Regions from separate parts of the Homo sapiens genome. Here all the other regions are linked to region 1. A link is a loop called in an ENCODE intact Hi-C map of the cell type or tissue named here. Cell type or tissue: Caco-2. All regions are shown on one strand. Each heading gives the region's core, and the rest is flanking DNA. Links, peaks and the distances in the headings are about the cores only. Region 1 has its middle 7.4 kb from the start of TRG-GCC1-5. Region 2 has its middle 25 kb from the start of BTG3-AS1. Region 3 overlaps CXADR (CXADR cell adhesion molecule).

Region 1 (10,407 bases), core at 3,941-6,440:
ATTACAGGCGCCCACCACCATGCCTGGCTAATTTTTTTTAGTTGAGACGGGGTTCCGCATGTTGGTCAGGCTGGTCTCAAACTCCTGGCCTTTCAGGTAATCCACCCGCCTTGGCCTCCCAAAGTGCTGGGATTACAGGCGTGAGTCACTGTGCCTGGTTTTTTGTTTTTTGGTTTTTTTTTTTTTGAGATGGAGTCTCACTCTGTCACCCAGGCTGGAGTGCAGTGGCACAATCTCGGCTCACAGCAACCTCAGCCTCCGGGGTTCAAGTAGCTGGGATTACAGGCACGTGCCACCATGCCAGGATAATTTTTGTATTTTTAGTAGAGACAGGGTTTCGCCATGTTGGCCGGGGTGGTCTCGAACTCCTGACCTCAAGTGATTCACCAGCCTCCACCTCCCAAAGTGCTGGGATTACAGGTGTGAGCCACCACACCCGGCCCCTGGCCTGTGCCTTTACTTGACCTTTTTGTTGCTATGTGTTCCACATCTATAAAATGAGGATCATAATAGTACCTACCCAATAGAGGCAACATGAGAATTAAATTAATTACCGCCAACTCCATAAAGGCAGGGATTTTGTTTGATTTAGGGGTTTTCAACCTCTGTACTACTGATATTTTAGGCTGAATAATTTCCGGTAGTGGAAAGAGGGGCTGGTGTCCTGCACACTGTGGGTTGTGTAGCAGCATCTCTGGCTTCTACCCACTTCTACCTGCAACAAAAACTATTTATAGACATGGCCAAATGTCCTCTGGGGGGCAAAATCACCCAGGTTGAAAACCACTGGTCTAATTTACTGCTGAGAGCCTGTCACCCAGCACAGCATGCAATAAATATTTGTCGAATTGAATGAATGAAGTGAATGCATATAGGAAGCCCTCAGTAAGTGTTACCTATTTTTATTATACTATTTTCCAACTATATAAATTTCTACATAAGTGGGATCCAATTATGTGTACTTCAAGGCAAATTGCATTTTTTCTCTAACAATCTACCTTGGTCATACTTTTACATCACCACCACCATTTTATACAGTTGTATCTCGATTGCTTTCTATGGCGTGAAAGTAGTTTTATAATTCATTTATTCAATTCATTATTGATGTGCATATAGGCTAATTTCAATTTGTTGTTATAAATAATGCTACAAAGAACATTTTTCATTATGAATTTTTATTTACTGTCACATCCGGGGCTATGCAATGTATCATGCCCTAATTTGGAAAGGGATTTTGTATTAGGCAGGTTTCTCCAGAGAAACAGAATCAATAGGATGTATATACACACAAGGAAACTTGTTTATAAAGAAATTGTCTTACACAATTATGGGGGTTGGCAAGTCCAAAATCTGCAGGGTAGACCAGCTGGCTGAAGACCCAGGAAAGAGTTGATGCTGCAGTCCAAGTCCGAAGGTCATCTGCTACAGATTCCCTTTCGCGGCAGGTAGCTCAGTCTTTCATTCTATTCAAGCCATCAACTGATTGGATGAGACTTACCCACATTAGGAAGAGTAATCTGGGCCAGGCGTGATGGCTCACACCTGTAATTCCAGCACTTTGGGAGGCCAAGGCACGTGGATCCCTTGAGCTCAGGAGTTTGAGACCAGCCTGGGCAACGTGGCAAAATCCCAATTCTACAAAAAATACAAAAATTAGCTGGGCATGGAGGCGCATGCCTTGTGGTCCCAGCTATTCACAAGGCTGAGGTGGGAGGATCGTTTGATCCCAGGAGGTCGAGGCTGCAGTGAGCTGAGATTGTGCCACTGCCCTCCAGTCTGGGCGACAGAGCGAGACTCCATCTCAAAAAATATATAAGTAAATTAAATAAAATAAAATACAAACACAGAATTAGCCAGTTGTAGTGGCACGCTCCTGTAATCCCATGTACTCAGGAGGCTGAGGGAAGAGAATTGCTTGAACTCAGGAGGTGGGGGTTGCAGTGAGACGAGATCTGCCACTGCACTCCAGCTTGGGCGACAAAGCAAGAATCTGTCTCAGAGGGTGGAGGTGGGGGGTGGGGAAAGAACTACCTGGGACTGCATACTTTATAAAGAAAATAGGTTTAATTGACTTACAGTTCTGCATGGCTGCGGAGATCTCAGGAAACTTTCAATCATGGTAGAAGGTGAAGGAGAAGCAAGCACCTTCCTCATGAGGTGGCAGGAGAGACAGAGGATGAGAAATGCTACACTTTTAAACGATCAGATCTCATGAGAACTCACTATCACAAGAACAGCATGGGGGAAACCACCCCCATGATCCAATCACCTCCCACCAGGTCCCACCCTCAACATGTGGGGATTACAGTTAGAGATGAGATTTGAGTGGGGACACAAAGCCAAACCATATCATCCTGTCTTAAAAATGAAAAAAGTAATGGTAACCTGTCTTATTCAAAGTCCACCAACTTGAATGTCAATTTCATCCAAAAACACGCTCTCAGAAACATCCAGAATAATGTTTGATCATATATCTGGGTACTACGACCCAGCCAAGTTAAAGAAAATAAAATTAGCCCAGTGCAGTAGCTCACGCCTGTAATCCCAGCATTTTGGGAGGCTGAGGCGGGTAGATTGCTTGAGCCCAGGAGTTCAAGACCAGCTTGGACAACATGGAGAAACTCCGTTTCTACAAAGAGATAAAAAATTAGCAGGGCATGGTGGCGCACACCTGTAGTCCCTGCTATTAAGGAGGCTGAGATGGAAGGATTGCTTGAGCCTGGGAGATTGAGGCTACAGGGTGCTGTGATTGTGCTACTGCACTCCAGCCTGGATGATTGAGTGAGAGCCTGTCTCAAAAAAAAAAAAAAAAATCCATTCCAAATCAGGAGTGCTGGTAAAAAAAAAAAAGAAAAAAGAAAATTTATCACACATAAAATTAATCATCACAGATTCCTTGCCAACACATCAGCAGAACTGTCTGACCACCCAAAAAGAGAACTGTTGATGTGAATTGTATGCTAACCAGGGGCCTGGACTGGACAACCTCTCTATGCACGTGGGGTTCTGAGTCTGGAAAGAGATGCCATCTGAGAATGGTGACATATGTCTTTCTCTTTCTTCCTAACCGTGGCTACAGACTAGTCTATTTTTGTGGTTTATCTGCCTACTGTTTAGAATTATTCTGTTTTCTTGGGGCTGTCAGGCACTCAACTGACACTTCTTGATGCTATTGCTGTGTCTGCCTTGAGCAGCTAATGATGGATGTGAAAACCCTTTTATAATTGTTCATTCCAAAGGAAATGTGCAGCCACATGCTCCTGTGGTCTCCTGTGGGCTAAATAAACCCTGATAACCAAGCTTATTATCATTATGTCTAAAATTAAAGTAAACAAATAATGAGTGAGGGCTTGAGTGGTTTATTGTGGTTGAAAAGTACTGACTGACTTAACGCATGAATCTTATAACACCTATTTATATGGGTAAAGATTTGGAGGGTTATTCTAGTTTCCCATCTGGGTTCCAGATATGTGAGATTGCTGGGTGGGAGAATGTTATAGATTGTAGGTTTGTTGTCTTAAGGCAGGTAGCTGTCATTTCTGCCTAAATTATCTGTAAGGCAAGAAACCAAATATATAAATTAATACCATAAATAAGCAAACAAATAATTCTCTAATCTCAATCAATACTTCCCTACTTGTGAACTGAAGAATTAATACAGTCTCTTTGTTTGCTGCTTGGCATGAGTTTCCTTTACCTTTAAAATTAGGTTTGTGTTCATGAAACAAGGTTAGAAATTTAGGGAAGGGAAGAAATCTACTATTTAAAAATATATGACTATTTATTTTTAGCTACCACTTTTTAGCACCTAGGTATTAAAATACATAATAATTAGGAGCTAAGTGTATCCCATAATCTGTCATCATTCGCTCACTTCAAGAGGCCCATCATTAACCTTTCCATTAATTCTACGTCTTTTAGATCTTCCTAAATCAACACCTACTCTAAATGATTCCTCAAATTAAACCCTAGTTTTGCATCTGCACTTTCTCCGTTCTAGCCTGAAAAGCCTACAATCTTTTCTGTCTAGTCCCCATTTCTGCCTCACTCCAGAATCTGGCTTGAAGCCCTGGACTTTCTCGAACTCGATTGCTGGCAAGCAAGTCCTCCATCAAACAGATCCCTCACATGTCTGTGCATTAAAAATAGCTAATATGACTCACTGGCACTTCTTACTTACTCAAACTAAAGGACAGCATCTGTGCTTCAGGGATAGGAGAGTGAAGAGAGCAGAATGTGAAGAGGGAAACTACCAACATTCAAAAATCATTTTCTGGACTTGACATTGATGTTAGCTTTGTCCCTGGTATTTCTATCAGGAAACATATCTGCAAGTGATTGTATGTAGAATTATTCTTTCTTAGCTGATCTATCTGGGGAGGCACATTTTCAAGGATGTCTGCTATGGTGAATATAGCATTGCCATGCTTATTCATGGGTCCCACTGTTTAGACTAATATTATAATAAAGGTCCTAGTTTCAAAAATGCCTTTTGTCAAACTTTTGTCTGCCTTTGTGTCCAAAGATGAACCTTTTAATTCATTCATTCCTTCAATCAAGAAATCATTATTGGCTGGCGTGGTGACTCATGCTTGTAATCCCAGCACTTTGGGAGGCCAAGGGGGAAGATTGCTCAAGCGTAGGAGTTTGAGACCAGCCTGGGCAACACAGGGAGACTCTGTCTCTACAAATTGAAAAAAAAAAAAAAAAAAAAAAAAAACTTATGCTGAGGTAGGAGGATCACTTGGGCCCGGAATGTCAAGGCTACAGTAAGCCATGATCGTGTCACTGTACTCCAGCCTAGGTGACAGAGCAAGATCCTATCTCAAAAATAAAAAAAAGAAAGTATTATTGAATGCCTTCTAGGGCTGCCATGTTCTCCAACTTGTAAGGGCACCATTCTCAGTATAGTCTCTGGAGTTGAGCTCTAGCGGGGGCATTCCCTTCCGGGGTATATTGACTGAGGGACATACAATGGTATGTATGACATAGTCACCTATCTATAGCCCTCCAGGGGGGATTAAGAAACATTTTTCCATTTTCAAGTAGATTACTGTATGTTTATTTGTTTGTTTGTTTGTTTGTGTGTTTCTTTGTTTTGAGATGGAGTCTCGCTCTGTCACCCAGGCTAGAGTGCAGTGGCATGATCTCGGTTCACTGCAACCTCCGCCTTCCAGGTTCAATCAATTATCCTGCCTCAGCCTCCCAAGTAGCTGTGACTGCAGGCACACGCCACCATGTCCAGCTAATTTTTTTTGTATTTTTACTAGAGAGGGTTTCACCATGTTGGCCAGGCTGGTCTTGAACTCCTGACTCGAGTGATCTGCTAGCCTCAGCCTCCCAAAGTGCTGGAATTACAAACATGAGCCACCGCGCCCAGCCAGATTACTGCTCATTTGTTACTCATTCATACCTACTGGTTATTCATTAAAAATAGCCCAGGTTTATGTTTTTATTGGCCTTGTCTAGTGGCTTCCTCCATGTCCGGAGACTCTCTCTGTCCCTGATATGAAAGCACACTTAGTAATCAAACATAAGCACGGTACAGGCAGAGATTCGAAACCAACTATGAACCAGGAAATACAAATAATGACTTTCATATAAGGTTTCTGTCTTGTAAATGTTGATAATGCTTATCAGCTAAAGGAATAAAGTCCAGCCCTGCACCCAACACAGCTGACAACATGATCTTTGTAATCCACAAAATGTCAAGTATAATTACCCTGACCGTTCCTTCACTTAAAAAAAAAAAATCAAACTGGCCGGGCGCGGTGGCTCACGCCTGTAGTCCCAGCACTTTGGGACGTGGAGGCGGGTGGATCACGAGGTCAGAAGATCAAGACCATCCTGGCTAACACAGTGAAACCCCGTCTCTACTAAAAGTACAAAAAATTAGCCGGGCGTGGTGGCGGGTGCCTGTAGTCCCAGCTACTCAGGAGACTGAGGCAGGAGAATGGCGTGAACCCAGGAGATGGAGCTTGCAGTGAGCTGAGAACACGCCACTGCATTCCAGCCTGGGTGACAAAGCGAGACTCTGTCTCAAAAAAAAAAAAAAAAAAAAATCAAACTATGACAAGAGAAAATTTGTGTTTCTTTAACAGAACCCAGCCAGGAAGGTCATAAAATCTAGTCATGACAGGTTCTCCTCTCAGTAGAAAAACTTTTTTTCCTAATAGTAACTGACCTTTCTCATAATTTTTTTCACCCCGTCAAACATTTCGAAGACTTAACGCAACTACTTTTGTTAGTTGGATGGAAAACACCTTGTGATTCAGGTAGAAATAATTCTTCAAGCAGAGGAATTTATATAACTGTGCCTTTTACTATCCATTAAGCAGTTTTTTTATGTTGGCCTACTTGTAATGTGTATCAATGTCAGTTTAAAAGAGGAAACAACATTCAGCCTTTTCACTGGTTTATAATAAGAAATCACTATTTCAAATGACCTTCCCTGAATACCACTCTCTACTGAGTGCTGGAAGGAGCGTGGACAAAGATGAGTAAGACACTGCCCACGCTCTCTGTATGCATGCAATCTGGTGCCTGCGATGACATCTACTCAAAGAACTCAGTCAACTGGCAAGCTAACAAGGTCTATAGCCATGGGTGAAACAGACTGCCTTGAGAATATGGGAAGATTAATTCCAACTGGGGGATTTGCTAGGGTGTGTAGTGACCACGTGGGGATGTCAGAGGAATGGGAAAACAAGAAGATTAAGGGATGAAAAGAGACTTGAAACATTTAAGAATGGAAGTCTGGTTGAGGAATTCAGACTTAACCATGTAAGTCCTGGGACTGGAAATAACAATGCTCAGACGTGTGTTTCCTTAGCAAGATTTTATGTGTTCTTCATTTCATACAATGAACAACATAAAATATATTATTTAAGGTCTACAAAAATCTCCAACCCTACCTTCTGTTGCTGATCCTCTTGGCCATTTTGTTCCTGCAAAAGAGCACTCCTTTCCCACCAAATGCACTTTCTCTCTGACCCCCCGGCATGTCTTGAGTTCGGTCACCTCTGTTTCCCTCCAGCTCTGCTACCAGCCTGAAATCTTTGTCCAGTCTTCTCTAGCTATTCAATTTATACACTCAGCATGCTTTTTTTGTTTTTGTTTTGTTTTTTTTTTTTTGAGACAGAGTCTTGCTCTGTCACCCAGGCTGGAGTGCAGTGGCAAAATCTTGGCTCATTGCAAACTCCACCTCCGGGGCTCAAGCGATTCTCGTGCCTCAGCCTCCCAAGTAGCTGGGATTATAGGCGCCCACCACCATACCCAGCTAATTTTTGTATTTTTAGTAGAGACGGGGATTTCACCATGTTGGCAAGGCTGGTCTCAAACTCCTGACCTCAGGTGATCCGCCCACCTCAGCCTCCCAAAGTGCTGGGATTACAGGCATGAGCCACCGTGCCTGGCCTCACTCAGCATGTTAATTGAAATTACACATATATATGTAATTAATATATAATAATATAAACATATATATTTTTAGAACTGAGGGCCTAGTATGTATTAAGCAGTGTGAGAGATAGAAAAGTATAACAGATCAGCTCACTGCTAATCAGGGAGTTTACCGTCTATCTAAATTCTATCCATCCTTTGAGAGAGCTTTTCCAGACCAGAAGCCCAGCCTGTGAAATTTGAGGGTAAAATATTCCAGAGTGAGGAACAGTCTGTGCTAAGCCCTCGAATGCAAGGAACGCAGTGGAATGCAAGGATGCACGGGGAGCATCCCAGAGCCCCTCTTCAGAATGAGATTTGGCTAAGGGCTTTGTTGCAAGTGCTCCAATCCTATGTCCTTCACTCCTCGATAAACTTTCTACCTGCAAGTTCTCATCTCAGACTCCCTGAGAAACTGGACATAAAATAGTAAAATATATAGTGATGATTTTATAACATCAGCAACAGGCCGGGCGTGGTGGCTTATGCCTTTAATCCCAGCACTTTGGGAGGCCAAAGTGGGTGGATCACGAGGTCAGGAGCTCAAGACCAGCCTGACCAACATGGTGAAACTTCGTCTCTACTAAAAATACAAAAATTAGCCAGGCGTGGTGGCGCACACTGTAATCCCAGCTACTCAGGAGGCTGAGGCAGGAGAGTCGCGTTGAACCTGGGAGGCGGAGGTTGCAGTGAGCTGAGATCGCGCCACTGCCTTCCAGCCTGTGCAACAGAGCGAGACTCCGTCTGAAAAAAAAAAAAAATCAGCAACAAAAAAAGTAACGATAATCTAAAACAGTAGGATATATAGCAATAAAAGAGGCCGGGCGTGGTGGCTCACACCTGTAATCCCAGCATTTTGGGAGGCCGAGGCAGGCGGATTACGAGGTCAAGTGATCAAGATCATTCTGGCCAACATGGTGAAACCTTGTCTCTACTAAAAATACAAAATAAGCTGAGCATGGTGGCACACGACCGTAGTCCCAGCTACTCAGGAGGCTGAGGCAGGAGAATCACTTGAATCCGGAAGGTGGAGGTTGCAGTGAGCCAAGATTGCACCAGTGCACTCCAGCCTGGCAACAGAGTGAGACACCATCTCAAAAACAAACAAACAACAATAAAAGAGAGATGAAATTTTGCCTAGAGAAAAACCTTGAACTCCATGATATGGAATTTATTTATTTATTTATTTGTTTTATTTTATTTTATTTTTTGAGACAGAGTCTCACTCTGTTTCCTGGGCTGGAGTGCAGTGGCGTGATCTTGGCTCACTGCAACCTCCACATCCCAGGCCCAAGTGATTCTCATGCCTCAGCCTCCCGTGTAGCTGGGATTACAGGCATGCGCCACCACATTTAGCTAATTTTTGTATTTTAGTAGAGACGGGGTTTCACTATGTTGGCCAGGCTGGTCTCAAACTCCTGACCTCAGGTGATCCACCCGCCTCGGCCTCCCAAAGTGCTGAGATTACAGGCATGAGCCACTGTGCCTAGCCTGGAATTTATTCTTTATCCTATGAAACAGTTGTTTCCAAAGTGAAGTGGCTAAAAGGATGGTAAGGGGTATAGGAAGAAATTATTTATTAATTATTCATAGTTTTATTAATGTCTTTTTTCTGTTTTGTAATATAGATAACATATTGGTAAAAATAACACATCTAAATAATTTGAATATATATGTGTGTATAATAATGTGTGTATATATATATACACACATATACATACACACATATACTTTGGTATGTGCTCTAATTTTTTCTTCTTTTTGTTGTTGAGGCAGGGCCTCACTCTGTTATCCAGGCTGGAGTGCGGTGACTCACTAAAGCTGAGGCTTTAGTGGTAGGACTAAACCAGGAAGTTGAGACTTCCTGGGCTCAGGCAGTCCTACCATGTCAGCATCCCAAGTAGCTGGGACCACAGGCACAGGCTACCATGCCTGGCTAATTTTTAAAATGTTTGTAGAGACAGGGTCTCACTGTGTTGCCCAGGCTAGACTCAAACTCCTAGGCTCAAGCAATCTTCCTGTCTTGGCCTCTTGAAGTGCTGACATCATACCGGTGGGAGCCGCCGCACCTCTAATTTTCTTTCTTTTTTTTTTTAACCAATAGATGTATGCAATTAAAATTTAAGACCATACTGTAAACAATGGGAGAGTCATTGAGGTCTTATTTGCAGAGGAGGATATACTCAGCATATAAATTATAATAATGGATAATGGTTCTCAACTTTCTTCCTTTCTTTTTTTTTTTGTTTTTTGTTTGTTTGTTTGTTTTGAGATGGAGTCTTGCTCTCTGTCACCCAGGCTGGAGTGCAGTGGCACAATCTCGGCTCACTGCAACCTCTGCCTCCCAAGTTCAAGCGATTCTCCTGCCTCAGCCTCCCGAGTAGCTGGGATTACAGGCGCCCACCACTACATCCGGCTAATTTTTGTATTTTTAGTAGAGACGGGGTTTTACCATCTTGGCCAGGCTGGCCTCGAACTCCTGATCTTATGATCCACCTGTCTCGGCCTCCCAAAGTGCTGGGATTACAGGCATGAGCCACTGCACCCGGATGGTTCTCAACTTTCAACCCAGGAGAATTCCCTGGGAATTATTAGAAATTACTGATGACCAGACCACACCCCAAATTAATTACATCAACTCTCTGGGGTAGGAACGAACATCAATATTTTTCTTTTCTCTTGGTGATTCTAACGTGCCAGGGTTAAGAACCACTGAATTAGAGTTATAATCAAGTTTGATATGAATTGGCCAATGAAATAGTATAATTTAATATTAAATGTTAATTAATTAAAACTATTAAATGTTCTCAAAAGTTACAGAAGAATAAAAACTAAATATTTAAGAAGTTCTTTTACCTTAAGTATTGAAAATAAATGGTTTTTCTCTTCACGGGTTGTTTTTATTTCCTTATAAAGCCTAGCTGTCATGTGATCCTCCTGACTCTGCGGAAGTAAGTCAGAGAAATA
Region 2 (10,407 bases), core at 3,487-5,986, 120 kb after region 1:
TGTAGGACCAGACACGGTGGCTCACACCGGTAATCTCAGCACTTTGGGAGGCTGAGGTAGGAGGATCACTTGAGGCCAGGAGTTCAAGACCAGCCAGGGCCAACATAGTTGAGACCCTATCTCCACAAAAAATAAAAAATTAGCTGGATGTGGTGGCATGTGCCTGTAGTCCCAGCTACTCAGGAGGCTGAGGTGGGAGGATCACTTGAGCCCAAGAAGATTGAGGCTTGCAGTGAGCTCTGACAACACTGCAACTCCAGCCTGGGGTGACAAAGGCTAAGACTCTGTCTCAAAAAAAAAAAAAATTATATTTTTGAGAATTCCATTTTTCCTTTGTACTAGTAGTCTGGCTAATTTGGGAGGAGTTTGTTTGTTTGTTTGTTTGTTTGTTTTGTTTGTTTTGACGGCGTTTCACTCTTCGTTGCCCAGGCTGGAGTGCAGTGGCACAATCTCGGCTCACTGCAAACCTCTGCCCTCCCGGGTTCAAGTGATTCTCCTTGTCTCAGCCTCCTGAGTGGCTGGGATTACAGGCACCTGCCACACATTTCCTAAGGCCACATAGCTAGGAGTGGGAATCTAGGTCTCCCTGAATTCCTGGGTCTAGCCGAACACACCCAGGTAATTTTTGTATTTTTAGCAGAGACAAGGTTTCACCATGTAGGCCAGGCTGGTCTCGAACTGCTAACCGCAGGTGATGCACCCGCCTTGGCCTCCCAAAGTGCTAGGATTACAGGCATGAGCCACCGCAGCCCGCTGGAGGAGCTTTTAAATATTAATAATATTAGTTCTTTGTGATTTGACCCGCAACTTTTCCCCTCAAGTTATCTGACTGTTTGTATTTGCCCTTTTATGGCTATGTAATCTTAATCCTTCCTAAGTCCCACAGAGAAGCCATTTCCAAACCATTCTGGTTCAACACTGACTTATCTCTCCCTCCTTGAAATTGTACCCTCACTGGGAGCTCAGGGTCACCTGTCTTTTCATGTGTTTATCTCCTATCTCTAAGCAGATGTCAGAGTTCTGAAAGGCAGAAACATCTTTACATCTAACTGTTCAACACATAAACTCTCAGTAATCTTTGCTGATGATAATAATTGTAGCAGCTCTGGCTGTGTTCATATCAAGCCATTGCTGCATGTATCGCCATAACAGTGTGTCTCCTTGATTTATCTTTGGTTTCTTCAAGTTGTCGGAATTTTTGCCAAGAGCAGTTTTATGGAATCAGCACAAACTAATGAAGAAAGTGAGTTATCTTGCATTTGAAAAGATGTGTCTAGGTTACATCTTAGGTCAGCTGTCACACACTATCCCAAGTTCAATGTTGGCTGCTGGCACTGTGCTCTTTTAATGTTTCTAAGTAAGACATCTTCTCACATAGTCCCAGAACTGTCAACAATGAGATAATTTTTTGGGAACAGGAGAATGACCTTGCGATTCTGGGAGGAGAGAACGTGATAGAAAAGATATCAGTGACTGCAATTTGCAACCTGTTGGGAAATCATAGTCCTCTAACATTCACCAGTCTTTTAATCTGACAAGGAGGGGACATTTTATGTGTTCACAGAAACGAGAGAACACAAAGTAAAATTAAACAATTACATGAGAGGAACCATAATCTCTGCCTTCTCAAGTAAAAGATACTATCTGCTGTGTTCGGGACATGATAAAGATGTGCTATATAGTAGACCAGGAGAGCTTTATGAATGTATGTATATATAGATTTGGTTTAAACTTCTTGTAATGTTATGGGCAAAAGATTTGTGGTACAGTTAAGTGAAGAAATTTACATAGCAGTTAAAGTTCTGCAAAAAACAGAAACGTCCATAGGCTGTTTTAAATGTTAAAATAAAAACCTTTAAATGTCTATAGTAGTCATAGGAAAGATATACCAAATTTTAAGAGATTAACTTGGGGTGGTTGTTTTTCAGATTTTCTCCAACATATATGTATAACTGTTGTACATCATCCATTTTAGTATCAGAGCAATACTTGAAATACGCTACCATCTCATCCAAAATAGCCATCAGATGATTTGGCCATGCTGACACACACTCGAAATCCACTTTGCTCCCCCTGGTATCAGTGAACAGACATATTTTAATGATTAAATACCCAAATGTTAACTAAGAAATAAATGTATAATCCTCTCTTTGAGTTTGCTCAAAGGCTGAGGAAGAAGAGAGAAATATCTTAAAGAGATTTTTAAAATTCAGCACTATCCTAATGATCACATGGGATTCCTTTTTGGACCCTTTCTTTGAGGACAGTTTACCAGAAAGACCTCATTATGATCTGGTCCCATCTCTGTTAAAATTAGCTTGTAATGGATCTACAAGGCTGCCTACGGGTGTAGTAACCTCACACAGAATGGATCTTAACCTCCTTCCTTCCTTTTGTTGCTATGTTAGAAAGGGATCCATTATAGCCACAAGTTAGTGCTTTCGAGGCTTGCATACATAGGACATGCTTATTCCTGGGTTTGTGTGTTTGTGTGTGTATGTGTATGCAATCAACTCAGGTGGGAAAGATTTGTGCTTACTCATGATTTAAGATAAATGGAAGGATTCTGTTAGAAGAAGTAAATGTAATGGTTAAGAGTTTGGACTCTGGAGTTAGAGGTTATCCTGGCTCAGCCACTGAACAAATGAAGAACAAACTGTATAGACCTCAAGAACATACATGAGATAATCCATGTAAAGCACCTAGTCCAGCGTTTGGCTGGTATGAAGCCATCAATAAATGATGATTTTTAATTAAAGACGTAGCTTTGGCTTTTTATTTATTTTGGTCTGTAACAGCGATGTGAAGATCATCTTCTAAGGAAAGAGCGTATTGTAGTGCAGGGTGGTTCACGTACACATCATCGTGCCATCCTGCATTCACAAGTTTGGTTATTCTGTCTTGCAAACGTTCAAATGGTTCCTAATGTATTTGGACATCTTACTATTATTAAGGTCTTGCGATTCTGAAAGTTTTAAAAAGTCCTGCCCCTAGGCCGGGCGTGATGGCTCACGTCTGTAGTCCCAGCACTTTGGGAGGCCGAGGAGGGCGGATCACGAGGTCAGGAGTTTGAGACCAGCCTGGCCAACATAGTGAAACCCTGTCTCTACTAAAAATACAAAAAGTTAGCTGGACATGGTGGCGGGCACCTGTAATCCCAGCTACTCTGGAGGCTGAGGCAGGAGAATTGCTTGAACCCAGGAGGCGGAGGTTGCAGTGAGCCGAGATTGCACCACTGCGCTCCACCACAGAGAGAGACTCCGTCTCAAAAAACAAACAAACAAACAAAAACTCAAATAACAAAACTGACTTTATATTTTCATGTTACAGTCTCTTTAAACAAAGTTCAAAAATTTTAAATACATTTTCATTTTCAATCAGTATATTTTATCACTTCTTCTTTAGAAGTGGTTGATGGATGATTTATAAGATGCAAAAACAATGTTTGTTTTTTTCCATAGAGTTTAGTAAAACAAAATCACACTGTTTTTCCATTGAATTTTGTGGCTTTACTTATTAAATTAACTCTGAAAAATGTATTGTCTATATTTTTTATGTGTGAATTCATAAAGTTGGTAGTTCTGAGATTAACTTGGCTGTTTATTTCTGGACTTTAAATGAATACTCCTGACCAACATCTGACATTGATATGCATTGAGATATATGATTGAAAAGATATTTCTGAAAGAGATTTGTAGCTTAAAATCTAGTAATAAAGATTTGTTAAATCAATTACAGCACATACATATGAGTACCATGAAACTATAAAAAATCATGTTTTAGGAAAAAAACAATGGCGTAAGAAAACATTCCATGTTTTCGAATTGTGTGACCATAAAATGAACATATTTCATATCATAATACAACAGTATAGGAGTATATAAAGTAAAAGCTCCCCCATCCATTAAACTATTAATAGTGGTTTTCGATTCCAATGATCTGTCTTTGTGCTTCTGGGTGTTTAATTATTATTTTTTTTTGAGACCGAGTCTCGCTCTGTCGTCACGCTGGAGTACAGTGGCGCCATCTCGGCTCACTGCAACCTCCGCCTCCCAGGTTCAAGCGATTCTCCTGCCTCAGCCTCCTGAGTAGCTGGGATTACAGGCGCGTGCCACTACGCCCAGCTAATTTTTTTGTATTTTTAGTACAGACGGGGTTTCACCATGTTGGCCAGGATAGTCTCGATCTTTTGAGCTCATGATCCGCCCGCCTTGGCCTCCCAAAGTGCTGGGATTACAGGCATGAGCCACCGCGCCCGGTTTTAATTCTTTTCTTAAATGAACAATACTACTTTTATTAACAGAAAAATAATTATAGTAAAGAAATGTTTTGTATAATAACTATGACATAATTCATTAAAATTCTCCATTACCAGTGACAGTTTTTACATGTAGACCCATAGGAAAAGAAGTGATTTAAGCTATAACCACTAACACTTTTCCTGTAGAAGCTAGATTATTCTTTGCGAATATAGTATTTAGCTAAGCTGGAAAGGGAAATCTGATGCCCTCTTGTGGCCAGTAATTTTTATAGGCGATTTATTCCTTTTCATCTGGTCTAAATATGGTCTCAATTTATAGTTCCCTCGTCATTAGTGTGCCATTGTCTTATCTTTTAATATTTTTAGCCATTTGTGTTTCTTTATTGATTTGGCCTTACTAAATGATTTACTTTAATTATATACAGACCCTTTTTGTATATAGTGACATTAATTCATTTTCTTTTACACATTTTGTGAAAATTTAAAATTTTTTCCCCATTCCAAATGGCCTGTCTTCCAATATTTCCCAAAGCTAAAGTTTATATGTATATATACAAAATGTGTGTATATATATATATAATGTGTATATATATATATAATATATATTATATATGTATAATCCTTCCATATTTCCTCTCAGTTCTTTTATTTATTTTTATTCTTGGTAAAGATGGGGTCTCACTTTGTTGCCTAAGTTGGTCTCAAACTTCTGGCCTCAAGCAGTTCTCCTACCTTGGCCTCCCAAAGTGCTGAGATTACAGGTGTGAGTCAGCCTCTTCTCAGTACTCCTATAGTTTCATAACTTACGTGATTTCTTTAATATATTTGGAATCTATTTTTATGGTTTGAAGTAGGGGGTTAATTTTTAAAAATGGATAGCCAAATACCTATTAATTTTTGTTTTGTTTTAGTTTTTTAAAATTTTTTATTATTATTATACTTTAAGTTTTAGGGTACATGTGCACAACGTGCAGGTTTGTTACATATGTATACATGTGCCGTGTTGGTGTGCTGCACTCATTAACTCGTCATTTAACATTAGGTGTATCTCCTAATGCTGTCCCTCCTCCCTCCCCTCACCCCACAACAGTCCCTGGTGTGTGATGTTCCCCTTCCTGTGTCCATGTGTTCTCGTTGTTCAATTCCCACCTATGAGTGAGAACATGCGGTGTTTGGTTTTTTGTCCTTGCAGTAGTTTGCTGAGAATGATGGATTCCAGCTTCATCCATGTCCCTACAAAGGACATGAACTCATCATTTTTTATGGCTGCATAGTATCCCATGGTGTATATGTGCCACATTTTCTTAATCCAGTCTATCATTGTTGGACATGTGGGTTGGTTCCAAGTCTTTGCTATTGTGAATAGTGCCGCAATAAACCTACGTGTGCATGTGTCCTTATAGCAGCATGATTTATAATCCTTTGGGTATATACCCAGTAATGGGATGGCTGGGTCAAATGGTATTTCTAGTTCTAGATCCCTGAGGAATCGCCACACTGACTTCCACAATGGTTGAACTAGTTTACAGTCCCACCAACAGTGTAAAAGTGTTCCTATTTCTCCACATCCTCTCCAGCACCTGTTGTTTCCTGACTTTTTAAATGATCGCCATTCTAACTGGTGTGAGATGGTATCTCAATGTGGTTTTGATTTGCATTTCTCTGATGGCCAGTGATGATGAGCATTTTTTCATGTGTCTTTTGGCTGCATAAATGTCTTCTTTTGAGAAGTGTCTGTTCATATCCTTCACCCACTTTTCGATGGGGTTGTTTTTTTCTTGTAAATTTGTTGGAGTTCATTGTAGATTCTGGATATTAGCCCTTTGTCAGGTGAGTAGGTTGCAAAAATATTCTCCCATTCTGTAGGTTGCCTGTTCACTCTGATGGTAGTTTCTTTTGCTGTGCAGAAGCTCTTTAGTTTAATTAGATCCCATTTGTCAATTTTGGCTTTTGTTGCCATTGCTTTTGGTGTTTTAGACATGAAGTCCTTGCCCATGCCTATGTCCTGAATGGTATTGCCTAGGTTTTCTTCTAGGGTTATGGTTTTAGGTCTAACATGTAAGTCTTTAATCCATCTTGAATTAATTTTTGTATAAGGTGTAAGGAAGGGATCCAGTTTCAGCTTTCTATATATGGCTAGCCAGTTTTCCCAGCACCATTTATTAAATAGGGAATCCTTTCCCCATTGCTTGTTTTTCTCAGGTTTGTCAAAGATCAGATAGTTGTAGATATGTGGCGTTATTTCTGAGGGCTCTGTTCTGTTCGATTGGTTTATATCTCTGTTTTGGCACCAATACCATGCTGTTTTGGTTACTGTAGGCTTGTAGTGTAGTTTGAAGTCAGGTAGTGTGATGCCTCCAGCTTTGTTCTTTTGGCTTAGGATTGAGTTGGCAATGCGGGCTCTTTTTTGGTTCCATATGAACTTTAAAGTAGTTTTTTCCAATTCTGTGAAGAAAGTCATTGGTAGCTTGATGGGGATGGCATTGAATCTATAAATTGCCTTGGGCAGTATGGCCATTTTCACGATATTGATTCTTCCTACCCATGAGCATGGAATGTTCTTCCGTTTGTTTGTATCCTCTTTTATTTCATTGAGCAGTGGTTTGTAGTTCTCCTTGAAGAGGTCCTTCACATCCCTTGTAGGTTGGATTCGTAGGTATTTTATTCTCTTTGAAGCAATTGTGAATGGGAGTTCACTCATGATTTGGCTCTCTGTTTGTCTGTTATTGGTGTATAAGAATACCTATTAATTTTTGATTAGTGGATTCTTCATCTTTAATTTGAAAAGCCCCATTCACCAAACTTCTGTATATAAATGTTTCTGGTTCTGGATCTGTAATTCTGTTTCACTGGTGAATTAGTTTATTCCTATGTTATACTTCAGAGTATGTATTAATAAATAATGTAAAAGGAAAAATACTCTCTGCTCATTGTTTTACTTAAAACAATTCTTGGTAATTCTTGAAATTTACTCTTCCATGTAAACTTAAAATCAGGCTTTCTAGTTACATAAAATTTTGCTGGGATTTTAAAATTATGATTTCTATTGACTTTATGTATTAATTTGTAGAAAAGTAAAGCTTTTATAATATCAGGTCCATTTAAAAATGATATATTCTTCTATTCAGTTTTTGTCTTTCACCAAATTTTAATAATTTTCTTCTCTATAGGACTCACTCCTTTTTGTTGTTGTTAAAGTTTATTTCCAGGTATTTAATAAATTTTCTTTCACTTTTCTTTTTTGCATCCCTCTACTCCCTAATACTTTTTCTTAATAATGGGGTTTTCTCCCACCAAATACTATATTTAACATTTTTCTCATGAATATTATCATATTATATATAATGGGAACACTGGAGGAAACTATGCACTATTGCTACCCCATTATAAGTATTTACTATTTCAGAATATTTCCTTGTAGACACAGTATGATTACAAACATAAAACTGTAGCCACATTGCAATTGTTTAATTCAGAAATACAACAGATTGTCCACAAAACATACAATTTGATTATCACTGATGGCAGCATTTGCATCTGCTAAAAATAAATCCATTGAACTTGTCTTAAAGCCCTTTGAGAAAGTGTCTTTTTACCCTCCAGTTACAAAGTAATAATGCTCAATATAAAAATTTAAAGATCAAAATGTTGAAAGTAGAAAAATAATATTCTCTGTATTTGTCCCATTCCCCGCCTCTGAGAACACTAACTACCATTAACAATTTTTTGCCCCCAGACAATACTAGCACCATTCTAGGCATACCATTTTTTTTTTTATTCTACTCTTTTTTAATGGCTACATGGTATTTTCCACAGCATTTCCTTGAACAGATGTTCAAATTTTATTAAACTGTTCATCTATTGGTGGCTACTTGGGCTTTTGTTATTTTTGCCACCCAAAACAATTTTGCAGTGAACACTTATTACGTAGGTAATGGTCCTCGTTTGAGTACTTCTGTAGATAAATTTCTAGAAGTACGTACAATTGCTTGATCAAGGGATATATACTTCAAGAAGGTGTAACTGCCCTCCTCTTTAAGCCTCTAGTAACACTGTAAGAGACTGCTTCCCCTACACCCTCACCAATATTGGGCATTATTAATTTTGATTCCCAAAATAAATGTTTTAATTTGTATTTAGTGTTCATATATTTATTGGTCATAACACTAATATTATACACAGAAATGATCCATTAAACCTCTAGTCTAGATAGAAATGTGTTTCACCCATATTCCCTATGGATTTATATTTTATAAATTTTATATATGTATACACACAAATAAACATTTTTTAGCCATGGCATTGCTGTCTAAATCATAATTAGTATTTTTAAGTCCTATGAAATTTAAACACAAAGTCTCCCATGATTATGTTTCTTAACTTTTATGGAAGAAATTTTTGTAGCTAGGTATTTTTTTTTTTTTGATAGGAGAAACAAATTCAGTACTTTTATTTGTGCTGATTGTGTGCTTTACAGAATAAACATCAAACTACCCTAATTGCAGTGATGTATCTGCTACAAGTCTTAATGGTGAATTTGTTTTTGATAAGGGTTAAACATGCTTCCACTTTTGTCCTTATGTTACCCTTAAAAGTATACATGAAAGAACAAAGGAACATAGAAGATGGACTAATGCTATTAAATTTGGAAGTGGGTGATGGTTTCTGCAATGAATAAAATGTACATATTTTAAAGAGGAATTGCATGAGCCTTCCCTTGTGCTCATGAGTGCTTGTGTGACAACTTCGCAGTACGAGTCAATGCCATAAAGTGCCATATGCAATGCAGGGATATTGTTGTGTTTCCGTAAGAGCCTCACAATGTTATTGCTTCATCCATTGCAATAGATTCCAGAGTATATGAAGAAATTTGGCACAAAGTTTACTAACGTTGTACACTCTGTTAAATTGCCAAGTAACTGATAAGTAAGAAAAAAAAGTTAAAGACTGTGACAGACTTGGGAATTACTACTCATTATGTGTGATCTTTCCATGTAACAAGTCATTGGTACAGTTTGCTTTGTCATCTCAGTCTTCACTCTACTGGGTTGTACTGTTTATTGCAATTTAATTTCTATTTCCAGCAATAAAATTACTATCAGATGATCAGCCAGCTCCCTCTTCAGATATATCTGAGTAGTTTGTAACAAGAAACTTGGCCAAAGATTTATTAGTGGTTAATCAATAGATACTTTAATGTCTTATATTCTCATTAATTTACCTTCGCACTGGTTCCTTTTTTTAAAAAAAATCTTGGTCTGATAATGAACCTTCTTACAAGTTTCAAGATTTGGTAGATTTTATAGGTAACAAAATGAATCTGATGGCAAGGTACCATGGCATGGGCCTTAAAAAAGCCCAGCTGGGTTTTAAGTCAGAGCTTCATTATTTAGTTTTCTGTGATCTTGGGCATTTTTAACTTCTCTGGAATCCTTATCTAACTGGGATGATAATGGTACATACCCCCTGAGGCTGTGATGATTAAATAAGTTGTTGCCATGTAGTAATAAAAATTAAAAAAATTATTTACTATTATCTGTAAAATGGACAGAATGGCTACACAATAAACTGTACATGGTAGGTGTTTGTATTTTTCCCTCTTCCTAATCATAAAATAAGAAATTAACACATACCTCTGTTAGCTGAGAAGTCAACATAAATGCTTTATTATCTTAACTTGGAACCACAGAAGTTTACTAAAAAGTTAAATACTTTGAGATAAATATTATACTAATAAACCAGAAATAAGCACTGCTTTAGTATTAATGTGATAGAACTTACTAAAACTTTTTTTTTCAAATATCCAAGTTTAACCTATAAAATTTAGAGCTTTGCAGTTATGCCTACAAATACAAAAATAAAATGGAGAATTTAAACAAATTATTGTTCAGTGATAAACCACTCCTGCTTGAAATAGCCCGATAAGGCTTTCAAGCTGAAATTATGTAGTCATGTTTTAAGAGCCACCTTGGAGTTGTCTAAGGGAGACAAACTTAAGAGAACAAAGCACCTAGAGTCATAATTACTACTAAAAAAGGGTTTGGCAAACTTTTGTACCCCATGCTTGCTAGAACTTAAGACCCAGTTGCTGAGTGACAGTTTTATTTCATTAGGAATAGATTGGAAAAGCCATATTTATGAGAGCT
Region 3 (10,407 bases), core at 5,338-7,837, 80 kb after region 1:
CCTAGAGATAGCTGAAAGATAACAGCTCTTTTCGTCTATAGAATGAAGAATACGTAGTTGTGATTTTAGAGTATCCACAATAAAAGTTTTTCTTAACATACTTCTTTTATGTCAACAACTATACATAAAGTAGCATCAGTGTTCATTTCTTCTCAGATTTGCTAACATTTCTCATCAAAAAATAAGTATCCTGTCTTTCCTTCCATCAGTATGTGACCAGGCTCGCTCAATTCCCTGAGCTGTTTCTCCCATGTAGGCTTCATTGTTCGGGTTCTTTGCTTCTCTGGATGCACAGTCACCCCAGGGCTCCCTTCTCATGCCTTATGGTCCTCTCTCCCATCACCGGTCTGCCTTCAGATAGCTCCTTCCTTTCACTTTCCCTCTACTCTGAGCTCCCTCCTTCTACTTGTCCAAGGCTGGAAGGGAGAAGGCTGACTGAATAAGTCTAGGGACACACCCTCCAGAGAGGAAGCACGTTCACTTCCAGTTAAGTTAGTATGTGCTTCAGAATAGGGACATGTAAATACCTAGAGGAAATGTATAAAACAGAGGAGGAAGCAATTAACACTGCCTGTGGGGATCAGGGGAACTTCTGAGATGAGCTGACAAGTAAAGTGCATTATTTATTTTTTTTCTTTTTGAGACAGTGTCTCACTCTGTCTCCTAGGCTGAAGTGCAGTGGTGTGATCTCAGCTCACTGCAACCTCTGCCTCCCTGGTTCAAGCAATTCTCCTGCCTCAGCCTCCCAAGTAACTGGGACTACAGGCGCCCACCACCATGCCCAGCTAATTTTTTGTATTTTTAATAGAGACGCGGTTTCACCATGTTGGCCAGGCTGGTCTCAAACTCTTGACCTCAAATGATCCGCCCGTCTCAGCCTCCCAAAGTGCTGGGATTACAGGCATGAGCCACCATGCCCAACCTAAAATGTATTTTGATAAATGACTAGAGGTGCTCTCTGGGGACAAGGTGGAGCAAGAGAGAAAAGGGACTTTTACACATAGAAGGAAAAGCATATGCCAACAGTGTTCCACACATGTGGACTGATTTGTCTTTTTCCCCTTAGTGCCTCCTCTGATTTGTTGTTTTTATTATTGGTCCCAGACCAAAACAATCTCACTGTTGTGGTTCATTTTGTTGTCAATTTTTTTCACTATTTGTAAATGTACCGTCATTCATTCCTAGTGCAATTTCCCTTCTCTTATACAAAGGCACTTGTGCCTGTGAACATTGTTTTGCCTGCCACTTCCCTCAGAGATCTCAAAATTGTTATCTGCTTACCTCCAGGCATCCAGACTTGCCTGATTGCTGTTTTATTGTTACAACAAAGTGCTTTGTTGACTGCTTAGATGTCAAGACAGATTATGCAGTTATGCAGTTGCCTAACTCATAATTCATAGCTCCTCTCTGTCCCTGCTTGAATTCTACAATGAGTCATGATCTTTAAAATCCCTGTGCATGTGCCATCACTGATCAGGGTTTACATCTAGTATCTTTCTGGGATAGGTTAAAAACACAGAAAATATGTTTCAAAGTGTTCCTTTTGTTTTGTTTCCTCAGCGATAGAAAAAAGAAAACCTTCATTCAACAAATATTTGTTGAATGCCAAGTGCCCAAAATTTTGCTCTGCTAAAAAAAAACCAGTGATGATCAAGAACAGCATGAGCTTTGCCACCAAAGTCAAATGTGAAATAGTCCCTGGAGGCAGAGGGTGAGCGCAGTTTCAGTAAAGTGAGGAAAGTGCCCGTGATGAAAGCATTGTTAGTGCTAGTCCGAGGAGTAATTAGAGGACATATGTTCTGGAGGAAGGGGCTGAACTGAGACCATAGTAAGCCTAAAAGGTGGGATGGAGCAGAAGAGGAGGTATCTTTTTTTTTTTCTTTTTAAGATGGAGTCTCTCTCTGTTGCCCAGGCTGGAGTGCAGTGGTGCGACCTCGGCTCACTGCAACCTCCACCTCCCGGGTTCAAGCCATTCTCCTGCTTCAGCCTCCTGAGCAGCTGAGACCGTAGGCATGTGCCACCACGTCCGGCTAATTTTTATATTTTAGTAGAGATGGGGTTTCACCGTGTTAGCCAGGATGGTCTCAGATCTCCTGACCTCGTGATCCGCCTGCCTTGGCCTCCCACAGTGCTGGGATTACAGGTGTGAGCCACCGCGCCCAGCAAGAGGAGGTATCTTACACTGTGCTCGTGCTGAGTGAGGCGAGATGATGATGGAGATGATGATGGCTGTATTATACTGTGGGAGTGGGAAGTGGTAAGAAGCTAAAGGTGCTAGAGGGTGGCTAGTCAAAGGACCTTGAGGGAGAATTAAGGTGTCTGAATCAATGAGGAGCGACCAGAGATTGTCAGACATGTCAGTGACGTCTTTTTTACAAAAGGAGTTATAGGCTGGATGCAGTGACCCATGCCTGTAATTCCAGCACTTTGGGAGGCTGAGGTGGGAGGATTACTTGAGCCCTGGAGTTCAAGACCAGCTTGGGCAACATAACGAGACTGCAACTCCACTGGGAAAATAAAAATAAAAATAAAATTAGTGGGCATGGTGGCACATACCTGTAGTCCCAGCTCCTTGGGAGGCTGAGGCAGGAGAGGATCCCTTGAGCCCAGGGGTTTGAGGCCACAGTGAGCCTTGGTTGTGCCACAGCACTTCAGCCTGGGCAACAGAGTGAGACCCTGTTTCAAAAAAATAGATAAATAAAAGCAATTATATAGAGAACACTCTGGGTGAAGTATGGAGAACAAGTTAGAATGAGAAAGTGTGGTTGCAGGGAAGCCAGTTAGCAGGCTACATCCAGGCCACGTGAAAGATAATAGTGGCCTGGATATAGGTAAAAATGGTTGGATTTGGAATGTATTAAAGAGGACATAGTATGCTTTGAATGAGTGAACGTTGATACCCTGCTGCCTTTCATTTTGTCTCCAGGTTTGTGCAGATGATTGGTGATGCAGCTATTTCTTGCATCTGTGATCTTATGCAGGGATTGATTGCCAAAAGTGTTGGTAGTAGGTCACGTCACTGAGATAAGGAGTTCAAAGGAGAAATTTAGGGTTGTGCTGGGGAAACAAACAGTTTGATCAAACATCATCTCAGCTTGCTGCCACTGGTCCCCCTGCCTCCAAATCAAGTATGTGGGTTGAATTATAAAATTACCCCCATATTTTCTTGTGTTATTAGAAGTCTTCCAGCCCAGCTTTAAAACTGTCGCTGGTTTGTGCTTTCCTTATTTTAGATTCTCAGGGGATCTACAAGGATATCCCTATTACCTAAACAGACTTCTTCCTGCTCTTGAATTTTCTTGTCTCATATCCTCATTTTTCTTATTTCAGTGCCTTTATGATCTTTCACTTCCCTCTTCTCCTTCCACATTAGTCTGGATTAAGTAACTGGTATTATTCAACATTTACTTGGATTTTGCATAAGAAGCAGTTCTTTGATGTCATTGTCTGTAATGCCTGTTCCACAGGTTTTGTAAGGATCAGATGAAATAATTAAAGCCCTTTGCATAATGCTTGACTTACAGATAAGCAATAAATTTAAATTCCTGTGCACTTCTGTATATTAATGTACATAATTTTTTTTTCTCCTGAGAGGGACCATCCAGGCAGTTCCCTCGTGTCTTTATTGGCTAATGGATTGAAAAGTACATTTTTCCATCATTTTGCGAATTCCCAATATGTTTAAATCTTCTTGAGAATTTCTGCTGAAATCATTACCTTCATGTCCAGTTGAACAGTATACCCTATCCATGATGAGAAACTTCACTGCTCTGTATGCAGTCTGTATTAGTCTGCTCAGGCTGCCGTAACAAAATGCCATAGACAAAATACCAATACAAAATACCATAGATGCCTTAAACAATAGAAACTTGGTTTTTCACAGCTCTGGAGTCTGGGCAGTCCAAGATTAAGATGCCAGCAAGTTTGGTTTCTGGTGAGGGCCCTCTTCCTGGCTGGTAGACAGCTGCCGTCTCCCTCTATCCTCACGTGGCAGAGAGAGTGCTCCGGTATTTCCTTCTCTTAAGCGGATGTCAGTTCCTTCTGTTCTGGGCTCTATGCTATGGCCTCATTTAATCTTAATCACTTCCTTAAAAGCCCTACCTCTAATACAGTCACATAGGAGGTCAGGGATTCAACATATGAATTTTGGGGGGGACATGATTTACTCTACCGCCGTCCCCCAAAAGTATTTTTATTCTATTAATATATTTATTAGTATACATTATATGTTTAATGTTATGTTCCTTTTGAAAGACCTAATTTCATTCGATGATTGTATTTGCTGTTGGGTGAATGGAACCAAAGCTGAAGGTGGCAATATTTAGTCATACTTCTATTTATATGAGTGAAAGTCAGCATTACTCCCCAGAAGCCAAATTTTAGTAGCATCTTTTTGCTGGAGGGGACTGGTTCTACCTGATCTGTTTGTCCTTGCTCTTTGTCTGAGGTAGGTGAGCTTGAATTTCTTACTCTGATTTTCCTGACTGTTGTTGGACATTTAGGTTGTTTTCAGATGTTTTTGTGTTTCAGAGAGCATCAGTGAGTAATATCCTTGTACATATGAGCTGTTCAGTTATGAGAGTTCAGCTGCAGTTCCTAAAAGTGGATTAGCACACTGACATTTCACACGTCTTCTACTGCGTTGACAGTAGGTTGTGCTGATTTACTTTCTGTGTTGCCACAGTTTCCAACACTTTTGCCAAGATTGGCCTTATTGAATTTTTTTAACCACCGTCAATTTTATATTTGAAATATGTTACGTTATTCTAATTTATATTTATTTAATTATAAATATGGTTGTGTGCTCTCTTGTTAATCTTTTTTAAAAATAGACTTTATTTTGTACAGCAGTTTTAGATTTACAGCAAAATCGAGCAGAAAGTACAGAGTTCCCCTGTACCCCTTTCCCCCATGCACCAACATCTCCCTCGCTTGTCAACACGCCCCCCACCAGAGTGTACCTTGTTAGGATTGATGAACCCGTATTGACATAACATTACCACCTAGAGTCCATAGTTTACATCGGGGTTCACTCTTGGTTTTGTACATTCTACGGGTTTGGACAAATGGATGACATGCAGCCACCATTATAGTATTACACAGAAGCATTTCCCTGCCCTAAAAATCCTATGTTCCGGCTGGGCGCGGTGGCTCACGCCTGTAATCCCAGCACTTTGGGAGGCCGAGGCGGGCGGATCACGAGGTCAGGAGATCAAGACCATCCTGGCTAACACGGCGAAACCCCGTCTCTACTAAAAATACAAAAAAAAAAATTAGCCGGACGTGGTGGTGGGCACCTGTAGTCCCAGCTACCCGGGAGGCTTGAGGCAGGAGAATGGCGTGAACCTGGGAGACGGAGCTTGCAGTGAGCCAAGATCGCGCCACTACATTCCAGCCCAGGCGTCAGAGCAAGACTCTGTCTCAAAAAAAAAATCCTATGTTCCACCTATTCTCCTCTTCCCTCTTTCCCCTGCATCTGTTGATTTTTTTTTTTTTTTTTACTCTCTGTAGTTTTGCCTTTTCCAGAATGTCATATAGTTGTAATCATACAGTGGCTTTTTTCACTTAGTAATATGCATTTGTGTTTAAGTTTACTCCATGTCTTTTCATGGCTAGAGTATGCATTTTTGACTTGGTATGCAATACTACAGAAGTAATACTATGTTCTTTTCTAATCAGGAGGTACATAATGTCCATTTGTTCTGGTGAAGGTAAATTTGATCGTTTGATTAAGGTGATGTATACCAGATTTCTTCACTGTAAAGTTACTACTTTTTCCTCTGTAATGAAAGTGTTTTGTGGGAAGATACTTTGACATTATGTAACAAATGCTGTTTCTCATCATAGCTTTCAGCACCAATTTTCAATATTTTGCCTGAAACAATTATTACTCTGTTTTTGCCAAATGGTGATTTTTTAATAAGATTTTTAGTATAGTTAAATTTTTGTCTTCTTCCATAGCTTTTGTGTTTTTCTGTTCTACTTTTCTCTAAGGCTTTCCTCACTCAAAACATTATTAAAAATTCTCATGTTTACTTCTCTTTTTAAAAAACTAGTGATAACATTTCATGAGCACTTTCTAATGTTTATGACTTTAAGATTGCCAGAAGGAAAAGATCACTGAAGACCACCTAGGTTAACAAACAGCTTAAATTTGAAAAAACAAGTGAAAGAAGCCAACGCATGTTATCAGTTCATAACATTACCTCCCTTCTAGAAGAATAGCTTCTTCCATTCTCTCCAGTTTGCTTCCAATCTTATAGTGGAACCAGATCTTCTAAGGCCTTAGTAGGAGGTGACATCAAGGGCTAAAAAAATACTCTTTGATGAACTCATGTCACTTTGATGCTCAGATATAAGTCAGACTGTGCAGAAGAGAAGCTTTAAAGATCCAAGTGATTTAGAAACTGGAGATAAGAAAAGCAAGCAGAAAACTGGGAAATGTTATTTCAGTCACTGCCAATATGGGATGTGGTTCCGTCTGTTTATTTACATAATATGATCTAGTGCTGTGCACTTATTAACTAGACTGCAAATACTTGCAGCTTAATAATGTGCCGCATATTTTATCACATCCTGAATTATAAATTTGAATAAAATTGTAAGAAGATCTGATATTTGATTTACCTTTTAAACCGTGTTTCAACCTGCAAGTAGTTTGCAAGTTAAATTGTTAATCTACTTGCTGCATAAATAAAATTGGGCAGTATTAGGAAAGATGCCCAGGGCCGCTGTCTGAGACCAAGTGTCTGTCTTTTGTCTTATGTAATTTGTGTCTGTTGCGTACTTCAGCACTTGAAAAACTATTCCTCTGTGAAAAGAGGCCCTTCAGTGTTGCTAGGAAACCCAGGAACTGTTTTATATGATCTCAAGATTTTAATTCATTTCTAGTGCAACACAGTGAAGAGGAATTGAAGGCTTTAACCATTTTTTGAAAGAAAAACAAAAAACAAAAAAATCTAAAAGTCATTAAAAAATCGTTTTAAAATATCATAAGCAGCATACTCATTTAAAAAAATCTCAGAATAAAGCAGAAATGGACAGTTGTCTTCCTTAAAATCCTAATTCTCAAAAGTAGTTGCTGTTAACAATTTGACATATATCTTTTCAGATTATTTTGTTACACATATATGACTATTTTAAGGCAGTTTTTTAAAATTACTTTTTATGTATCAAACGAGAAAGAAAGATAATATAAAAACTAAGTTGTATTTTATTTTGATCACTTTGTATAGTGTAAGTACTGAGAACATGAATTTGGGGGATTTCAACTTTTACAAATGTAGGTGTCTAATTGAAGTTATTTAACATTTTTATTTGATTTCTACAAAATGAAAACTCTAAAAACACACAGTAACCCGGAAGTTTTTATTGTTATTGATAGCAATTTTTTATTCTCACTTATATATTCTTAGCTCCATATTTGAACTATTTCTTGGTTTGTTTTGGAATGAGATTTTTATTTTTAAGGGTACTTAGATTACTCATATTATTTGATGCATGATGTGTTAATAACCAAACTAAATTTCTGAAATTGATCAAATTTATAATTCACTCATTAATTCTTTTCTATTATGTGCAAAGAACTACAGCAGGAGATAGAGGTAGCCGCAATTTGCAATTTATTTCAGCCCTAATAGAGCTAATGATTTAATAGTAAATCAGGGCATGCATTTTAAAAGTTCGCAAAAATACAAGGTAACATGGGAAGAAGATAAGTTTCTCAACATCTAGGAAGATGTGACAGGCCAGGCACAGTGGCTCAAGCCTGTAATCCCAGCACTTTGGGAGGCAAAGGCAGGAGGATTACTTGAGCCTCAGGAGTTAGAGACCAGCCTGGGTAACATAGTGAGACCTCATCTCTTAAAAAAATAAAAAATAGAACATGTGACACAACTCTGGATGCCACCTAAGTCAGTTTCACCATAAAATTTATAGAGGAAAAAAAATTCCAAGGCAACATATGCTAAGTGCCGAGTAAGTGATACCGATGGTAGAAAGTAAAGTACAATCAGCATTCATAGAGAAAGAAAAATCATTGTAGGGTGGAGAGGTAGAAATGCCTTAATGAATGAGATAGGAATGGAACTGAGTTTATTAGAAATAATAGAGTGTATTTAGGTTACACATTTAGGAGAAACACTTGAGATTATGTACATAAATACCAAATCATATCATTTTAAATAGAAACATGGGCATGAAATGGAGGCCAGAGTAGTTGGACTTTTGGGCTGGATCAGTGGGTTTGGATGATGTCTGATCAATATTTGCTGTATAACAAAACAACTCAAACTCTAGAGGCTTAAAACAAAAATCATGTATTCATGATCCTGTGGGTTGCTAGTTAGACTAGGCTAGGATGGAAAATTATGGGCTCAACAGTGGGGCTGCAGAGAGCTGGTCTAGACTAGGGCTGAGTGTTCGAGGGTTGGCCAGACACCTCCGTTGCCCCCTCTGTGGTTTGTTCACACAGTGGCCGGTGACCGAGGAGGCAAGAGTGGGTGCAGCAAGGGTTTTTGAGGCCTAACCTCGGAACTACACAGGTCATTCCTGGCACATCCTGTTGGTCAAAGCTGGGCAGGCCTCAGGTTTAAGGGAGCAGGTGCAGATAATTTGAATCCCAATTTAAATTTATTTCAGGAGTGCATTTACATGTGATTGAAAGCTTACGATGGTGCCTAAACGTAAATGGTGTTGAATGTAACCAGGATTTTCTTTAGTTCTCAGTCTATTGGCTTTGACTTTATTAAAATTTTATTAGAACTGATAGTCTGTGTATATTAAGCTTATTTTAGGACTAATGGAAAGAATCATGCAGTGACTAACTCCTCTTCATTTTGGTTTGTTCTGTCAAAATTTATTTGAAAAACAACATCAAGATAGTCATGTGGAGAATTAGGACTTTGGATTGATTTACTCCTAATTTTGCTCTAATGTGTTTTTTTTTTTTTTTTTTTTTTTTTGGTGGGAGCAGGGGAAAAGGGAGAGGAAGAGAGAGGCAGGCCCCGTGAACCATACCATATCTTAGTGCTTAGGGCCTCCTCCAGGTCATCATCCAGCTCTGAAGGTTGTCAGAGTCAGGTGACATAGGTCCAAATAGAGTTGCTCTTCAACAGAAAGTAGTGAAACTTAATGGTTATGCACACTTTAGATGTTTGAATTTATACTTAAGAAAATGTTGGGTAATCACAAGTAAACCATAGATGTGACAAACTAGTGCTATGCATACTTTTATAGTATGAATAGGAAAAAAAGTTTTATGTGATTGTTCACTTACAGACTAAATTTGCATTTAATTTTTTAATTTTTTGAGACAGAGTCTTGCTTTGTCACCCAGGCTGGAGGGCAGTGGCACGATCTTGGCTCACTGCAGCCTCTACCTCCCAAGTTCAAGCGATCCTCCTGCCTCAGCCTCCTGAGTAGCTGGGATTACAGGTGCACACCACCACACCCAGCTAGGCTAACTTTTGTATTTTTGGTAAAGATGGGGTTTCACCATGTTGGTGAAATTAAGTTATGTAATTTTAAGACGTCTTTTATAAAATAAAATAAATGTGATTATTGGCTTTTTCAGAAGGGAAATAAAAAGGGATGAACAGTAAGAAGTGTCTCAAAAATAATATGAGTCAACTATTTGGTTTTTTTTGTTTTTTTTTTTTTTTGAGACAGAGTTTCACTGTTATTGCCCAGGCTGGAATGCAATGGCACAATGTCGGCTCACTGCAACCTCCGCCTCCCAGGTTCAAGCAGTTCTTCTGCCTCAGCCTCCCAAGTAGCTGGGATTATAGTCATGTGCCACCATACCCAGCCAATTTTGTATTTCTAGTAGAGATGGGGTTTCACCATGTTGGTCAGGCTGGTCTCGAACTCCTGACTTCAGATGATTCACCTACCTTGGCCTCCTGAATTGCTGGGATTACAGGCGTGAGCCACCGTGCCTGGCTGTACATTTTTAAAAGATAAGTAAATTGACAGTGTTCCTTTTCTTTTTGAATTATCCTCATCAAAACTTATTGCTTAGAAATATTTTTAAGCATTCAATAGAAGGTTATAGAATTAAATCTAATAAAAATTTAAAGAAGCCTTAGCAGAAACTGTGTCACAGTTGATCAGCATATACCCTACCGACAGTGACTTAGTTCCCTGTGTGTTTGTGGTGAGCATGAATTAATGTAGCCTTGAATTTGTATGACATGACTGACCGTATTAGTCCATTCTCACACCGCTATAGAGAAATACCTAAAACTGGGTAATTTATAAAGAAAAGAGGTTTGATTGGCTCTGCAGGCTGTACAGAAAGCATGGCTGGGGAGGCCTCAGGAAACTTACAATCATGGCAGAAGGCGAAGGGGAGGCAGGCACGTCCCACGTGGCCAGAGCAGAGAAGGGGGAGGTGCTGCACACTTT

Evidence for each region. Hi-C counts contacts between places; a loop is a spot of excess contacts. Peaks named below come from ENCODE experiments on the same cell type or tissue, not always from the same donor. Only the 100,000 strongest peaks of a DNase experiment are listed, where the experiment ranks them.
Region 2: it touches region 1 in a loop (2.0-fold over the local background); 2 of 110 quality-filtered maps call a loop at or near these places.
Region 3: it touches region 1 in a loop (4-fold over the local background); 5 of 110 quality-filtered maps call a loop at or near these places.

The regions. Positions count from the first base shown.
Region 1 is chr21:17,457,090-17,467,496 of GRCh38, forward strand. No RefSeq gene overlaps it. Among named protein-coding and RNA genes, the nearest start is that of TRG-GCC1-5, 7.4 kb to the left of the region's middle. In Caco-2, for the core only: no CTCF peak of the experiment used is centred there; a DNase peak (open chromatin) is centred at 5,382.
Region 2 is chr21:17,581,557-17,591,963 of GRCh38, forward strand. It overlaps a transcript of CXADR not described here. Among named protein-coding and RNA genes, the nearest start is that of BTG3-AS1, 25 kb to the right of the region's middle. In Caco-2, for the core only: a CTCF peak has its summit at 4,489 (motif pointing left); no DNase peak of the experiment used is centred there.
Region 3 is chr21:17,536,135-17,546,541 of GRCh38, forward strand. The region is part of intron 1 of CXADR (CXADR cell adhesion molecule); the gene reads left to right. Among named protein-coding and RNA genes, the nearest start is that of CXADR, 28 kb to the left of the region's middle. In Caco-2, for the core only: no CTCF peak of the experiment used is centred there; no DNase peak of the experiment used is centred there.